2 separate regions of the Homo sapiens genome follow, and region 2 is linked to region 1. A link is a loop called in an ENCODE intact Hi-C map of the cell type or tissue named here. Cell type or tissue: B cell. All regions are shown on one strand. Links, peaks and the distances in the headings refer to the core of each region. The heading gives the core; the rest is flanking DNA. Region 1 overlaps DGKE (diacylglycerol kinase epsilon). Region 2 overlaps C17orf67 (chromosome 17 open reading frame 67).

Evidence for each region. A loop is a pair of places that touch in the nucleus more often than their neighbours do. Peaks named below come from ENCODE experiments on the same cell type or tissue, not always from the same donor. Only the 100,000 strongest peaks of a DNase experiment are listed, where the experiment ranks them.
Region 2: a loop joins it to region 1, with 2.3 times the contacts of the local background. A loop is called at or near these places in 12 of 110 quality-filtered maps.

What each region holds. Positions count from the first base shown.
Region 1 is chr17:56,869,119-56,872,035 of GRCh38, reverse strand. DGKE (diacylglycerol kinase epsilon) reads right to left here. Exons shown (of 12, transcript NM_003647.3): 12 at 2,469-2,917. The region is part of intron 1 of LOC124904037 (a long non-coding RNA gene); the gene reads left to right. It also overlaps the pseudogene RNU6-1158P. Among named protein-coding and RNA genes, the nearest start is that of MIR3614, 21 kb to the left of the region's middle. In B cell, for the core only: no CTCF peak of the experiment used is centred there; a DNase peak (open chromatin) is centred at 1,625.
Region 2 is chr17:56,818,504-56,821,420 of GRCh38, reverse strand. The region is part of intron 4 of C17orf67 (chromosome 17 open reading frame 67); the gene reads left to right. Among named protein-coding and RNA genes, the nearest start is that of C17orf67, 14 kb to the left of the region's middle. In B cell, for the core only: CTCF peaks have their summits at 1,360 and 1,564 (motif pointing left); a DNase peak (open chromatin) is centred at 1,580.

The sequences.
Region 1 (2,917 bases), core at 167-2,666:
TTTCCTCAGCTGGGAGCCTCTGAATTGAAAAAATTGCTTGTTAGTATTTCAGCAACTCTTGAAAAAAGTTTTAGTGATACTTACGAATTTTCTTCAAGCAGTACAATATGAGATGAATAATTTCACCTCAGCAGTACCCCAAAGTAGGAGTTACTGACACTTCAGCTGCTCAGCAGGGAGAAGCTTACGGTGTTTTTATGTTAACAAAACATTAAGTGTTTGTTATATTTGATATTGTTGCCCAAAATGTAAAAGTTCCTAAAGAACACAAGGTTTTCATCTCATTAGCACTGCCTCCCTTGATTTATTCAGTTGGTTAAATCTTGGCTCCTGGGAATCTTTACTCAGGGTTTTCAATCCTTTGCTATTATTCTTCTTGTAGTTATTGTGTTTACCCATACACAGTGGGTACCCATACACAATGGCTTACCCAACACAGTGCATTGTATTTTCTCAATAATTTTTAAAATTTATTTTTGAGCGACAGTGTCGTGCTCTTTGACCCAGGCAGGAGTACAGTGGTGCAATGCTACCTCACTGTAGCCTGGAACTCCTGGACAAAAGTGATCCTCCCACCTCCGTCTCCTGAGTAGCTGGGACTACAGGTGTGCATCACCACACTCAGCTAATTTTTTTTTTTCCAATTTAGAAAGTTTATTTTGCCAAGATTAAGGACATGCATGGGCACGGGACACAGCCTCAGGAGGTCCCTGATGACATGTACTCAAGGTGATCAGGATTCAGCTTGCTTTTATATGTAAAAATATGGAACATTTCATGAATTTGCATGTCATCCTTGTTCAGGGGCCATGCTAACCTTCTCTGTATTGTTCCAATTTTAGTATATGTGCTGCTGTAGTGAGCACTACCCAGCTAATTTGTATTTTTTTGAGATGAGGTCTCAGTCTGTCACCCAGGATGGAGTGCTGTGGCGCAATCTCGGCTCACTGCAACCTCTGCCTCTCAGGCTCAAGTGACCCTCCTCCATCAGCCTCCCGAGCAGCTGGGACCAGAGGTGTGTGCCACCACGCCCGGCTAATTTTTTGTATTTTTGGTAGAGATGGGGTTTCAATATGTTGCTTAGGTTGGTCTCGAACTCCTGAGCTCTAGCAATCCACCTGCCTTGGCCTCCCACAATTCTGGGATTACAGGTGTAAGCCTCCATACCCAGCCCTGCCCAGCTAATTAAAAAAAAATTTTTTTTTTTTTGTAGACATGGGGTCTTGTTACATTGTCTAGCTGGTCTTGAACTCCTGCTCAAGCAATTCCCCTACTCTGGCCTCCAAAGTTCTGAGATTACAGGTGTTATTCACAGAGGCTGGTCCTTTCAAGGATGTTTAAGTGCTTTCCAGTAGTCACTCATATGTCAAAAGATTGCCGTAAGGATCAGACAACTGGAGGAAACCAGCATGGACTATGTCATTCCCGAGGGTGACTCTGAGCCCTAGGGCAGCTATTGATAAACATCTGACTCTTCTTCCTAGACTATGTCAATAGTGGTAACTGAGAGTAATGCTATGCCATTTGGTCACACTCTCAGCTTGCGGACGGGGTGACTAAAAGTGGGGAACTGTCAAAGCAAAATTAAAATGGAAACTAGGCTTGAAACATTCCTGAGCAAACAAACCAACTAGGCCTTAAAAATAGCCCTAACCTACTTAAACTGTAAACATAAATGAAACTTAACTTGGGTCATTTTTGGTAAATGCTTATGTTAGATACAAAACTTAACCTCAGCCAATCATAAGCAGCCAACTAACATGATCATGAGACTGGGGACTTTCCAAGAAAGTAAGCCAAAAAAGGCAACCAATCAAATCATTTCTTAATTTTGCTTCTGTATGCACTCTATGAATACTTGCCTCTGATGTTGTGTCATTGAAACACTAAATCCTCATTGGGTTTGGGGTTTCCCAAGTCACGAATTGCTTCTTAAGTACATTCTAAAATTTTATTGTGCCTGCTTTTTTTTCTTTTACAATAGTCCATGTGTAATACTTTTAGCTCATCATCTCCAAACTCCTTCCATGAGTAACTTTTTGGTATATGATGTTTCCTTGTACAGGGAATTCCTCAGACAGCCGCATAAGCCCTAGTCCTAGTGCTCAGAACAATGACACGTCTGCCAATATTTAACACTTTTAAAATACTGTTGGTGGTGGTTGTGTTGATGATGAAAGGCAGTGGGGAGGATGGCCTGGGTTCAATCTCTAGCTCCGGGCTATCAATGTATATAACATGGAGCCAATAATGTCTACCTCACAGAAATACAGATTATAAAATAAAAAGTAAAAGCATGTGACACCTAACTGTACAATAAATGTGTGAAGCTGTTTAAGTCCAAACATGGATCATTACATGTAAGATGGCCTATGTGTGAACATCAGCAGCTATCACAGCCACGTTCACATATATGTAAATTATCAAGGGGCATTACGCTTGGCACTGTTTAAAAGAAAGCAGGCAAGTGATCAAGTGAATTTTTATTACAAAAATTTTATAAAAATGGATTTCCAGGTAAAGATGGCAGAATAAAGCAGGACTACAGAATATTCTTCCTCTAATGCCTAATAAAATGAATAAAAGATGTTACATGCCACAGTACATTTTTCAGATCGTTACTGATAAATCAGAAAGCTTTATGAAAATCCAGATGGAAGGAAACACACAGTTCTGCCATGCATATTAAGATGCATTCACTCTCCTGCCCTAATAATTATCATATAACCTTATGGTAGACGATAGTCAATTAGTTGCCAACCAATACTTAAAAATTAGATTTCATATACTCTAAACTTCTGTCTTTTCTAGAAAAATAAATTGTTTACACTAGGCCTGCTTCCCAGGAATCATGTGCTCCAGTTTACCGAAGTCTCTACAACTCTTACCTTCGTTGCTTGCCCAGCTCCTGTAAGCA
Region 2 (2,917 bases), core at 162-2,661, 51 kb after region 1:
TTTAAAAAATACTGTAGTCTAGTCTACCAACTATACTATAAATTCCATATTTTTACAATGTATATATAATTCTTTACAATGTACATGTGAGGTAGACAGTAAAAAAGATGAAAGCAAATATGGAGAGGACTGTTAGAATTTATTTAATTTACCCTGGGCCTAAAAAATGTCGACACATTATAATTCTCTTGATGGGGACAGATTTGGCATTTTTCTATACTTAAAAAAATGTTCCTTTGGGAGGCCAAGGGGGTAGGATTACTTGAGCCCAGGAGTTTAAGAGCAGCCTGGACAACATAGCAAGACCCTGTTTCTAAAATAAATAAATAAATAAATAAAAATAATTAGCTGGGCATGGTAGTGCACGCCTGTGGTTCCAGCTATTTGAGAAGCTGAGGCAGGAGGATCATTGGAACCCAGGAGGGTGAGGCTGCAGTGAGCTATGCTTGTGCCACTGCACTCCAGCCTGGGCGACAGAGCAAGACCCTCTCTCAAAAAACAAAAACAAAACGAAGTTCTCTTGTCTCTAAAGTTTCTATAGTTCAGTGTGATGACATTTAGAACTCTAGAATGTTGGGTTTGTCATTTGTCAATGACACTTAAATATCTGTGTAATGGGACAGTTCCTTCCAAAAAAAAAAAAAAAAAAAAAAGGGAAACTCACCCAAACAAAAAGTTGTGTTTGGGTGTTGTGAATATGGGTGGTAGCATTATTCCTTTATAGGCTTTTAAATGTTATCAAATAGTTAACACAACAGGTCCTCAAATAACATTGTTTCCTTCAACGTTGTTTCATTACAATGTTGATGAGAAAAAAAATTGATTCCAGCCCCGGGCCACTGTCTGTGTGGAGTTTGCATGTTCTTTCCATGTCTGCGTGGGTTTTCTCTGGGTACTTCGGTTTCTTCCCACATCCTAAAGCTGTGCACGTTATGTTCATTGGTGTGTCTGAATTGTCCCCGCGTGAGTGTGTGTGGGTGGGTGTGTGAGAGTGTGCCCTGCGATGGAATGGTGTCTTCTCCAGGGCTGGTTTCTGCCTGGTGCCCTGAGCTGCTGGGACACGCTCCAGCCACCACGGCCCTGAACTAGAATAAGTGGGTAAATATTAATAACTATCTTACTTGTTTTTATTAATCTTTCTTAAATACATGTATAGCCTTCAACGTTTGATATTAGAAATGTTTTGGGTCCTTATTTAGAAGTTTGGTGATGTTTTGTGACCAGAAATATGCCATAGGAACTCACCTCTTGTGTATATCAATTAGCTTATGGTAAAATTGGTTCATTCTGGACCATTTGGCTTAAAGTCTCAGTTTCCAAGAATTTATCAGCAATAATGTTATGAGGACTTACTGTACCGCTTTCCTAGGCCACAACATCTGATGAATGCCTTCAATAGTACATCAATTAAAATAAAAGTACGGAAATAGTTTTAGGTGCAGCAGCACCCTCTCTCTCCACCTCCAGTAGATTCTCTGGAATCGCTGGCAACTTCTTGAATAATTAACCTTAGTGGCCTTGAGCTCTTTCCCCTGATCTTAGTTGTCCCTGGTTCCACCTTCTGCTCTGCCACCTTGTGGATTTATTGGGAATTGCGTCTTCTACTGGGAGCCTTGCCGACTCACCTCGTTACCCCGCTGGGGCTTTTCCTGAGAACCGGGATGGGGTTTAGAAGAGAATTCTCACCGCCTGAGTGACACTCACAATAAGACACTTTGCTCTTTCGGTCTTTCTATATTCCTCCCCCTCTCGCTTCTTTTAGGACAACATCCAGAGGCCAAGCTGAAGGGCATTTGATGGCCCTGCCAGTATCACACCTGAACGGCCCTCCCCACCCGAGACTTGCAGCAGCCTCCCAGGGTGTGATACAGGCTCCGACTCTCTCCAGTCTCACCACCTCAGTCCACCAGAGGTTGCCTTATGCTTTAAAAAATTATAAAAATAATACAAGCTTGCTTAAAGCTTACCAGTGAAGGAGACAGATTTTTAAAAAGTAAATAAATGCAATACGTATAAATTATGGTGAGTGCTGTGAGATGGAGAGTGGTGGTGGTGGGGGCAGGGAACTTTTTATTAAGAAGGCTGGTAAGGGCAGGCTTTCCTGAGTAGGAGAAATTTCAAATTGAAACCTGAAGGATGAGATAGATCCAGTCATTAAAAGAGGGAGAAAAAGCACATGCAAAGGTCCTGAGGCGGGAGTGGGCTTGTTAAGCTGAAAGTGAGTGAGTGTGGCCAGATGGCAGTGAGCAGGAGGGGAGTGGTTGGAGTAAGGTTGGAAAGGGCAGTAGGCACAAAAAACACAGGGTCCTGTTGTGCTTGGTAGGGATTTTAATTTTATTCTGACTCTCATGGGAAGATGAGGAAAGATCTTATGCATGGAAGTGATGAGGTCTAACTGATACTTTCTATTTCATCCTTGCTGCTACCTGGAGAACAGATTGAAGTGAACAGGGAGGGAAACTAGAATCCCATTTGGGAGCCTGGTGCCAGAAGCTGGGTGAGGGAAACAATGGCCTAGACTTGGGTGGTGGCATTAGAGACGGAAGGATCTAGATCCATGTTGTCTAATATGGTAGCACTAGCCACATGTGGCTACCGAGCACTTGAAATGTATAAGTGTAAAATCTACACCAGATCTTGAAGGTTTAGTACAAAAAAAGGCATAAAATCTCTCATTGACAACTTGTTTATATTGATTATGTGTTAAAATAATAATATTTTGGATATTTCATCATGTTAAAATATAATATTAAAATATTTAACCTTTTTACTTAAAAAAAGTGGCTACTGAAAAAATTTAAATTACATATGTTGTTTGCATCTGTGGCTTTATGTTTTTATCGGACAGTGCTGATATAGACAAAAGTTGCAAAATTTAAAAAAATATTTTTTTTTGGAGACAGGGTCTTGTTCTGTT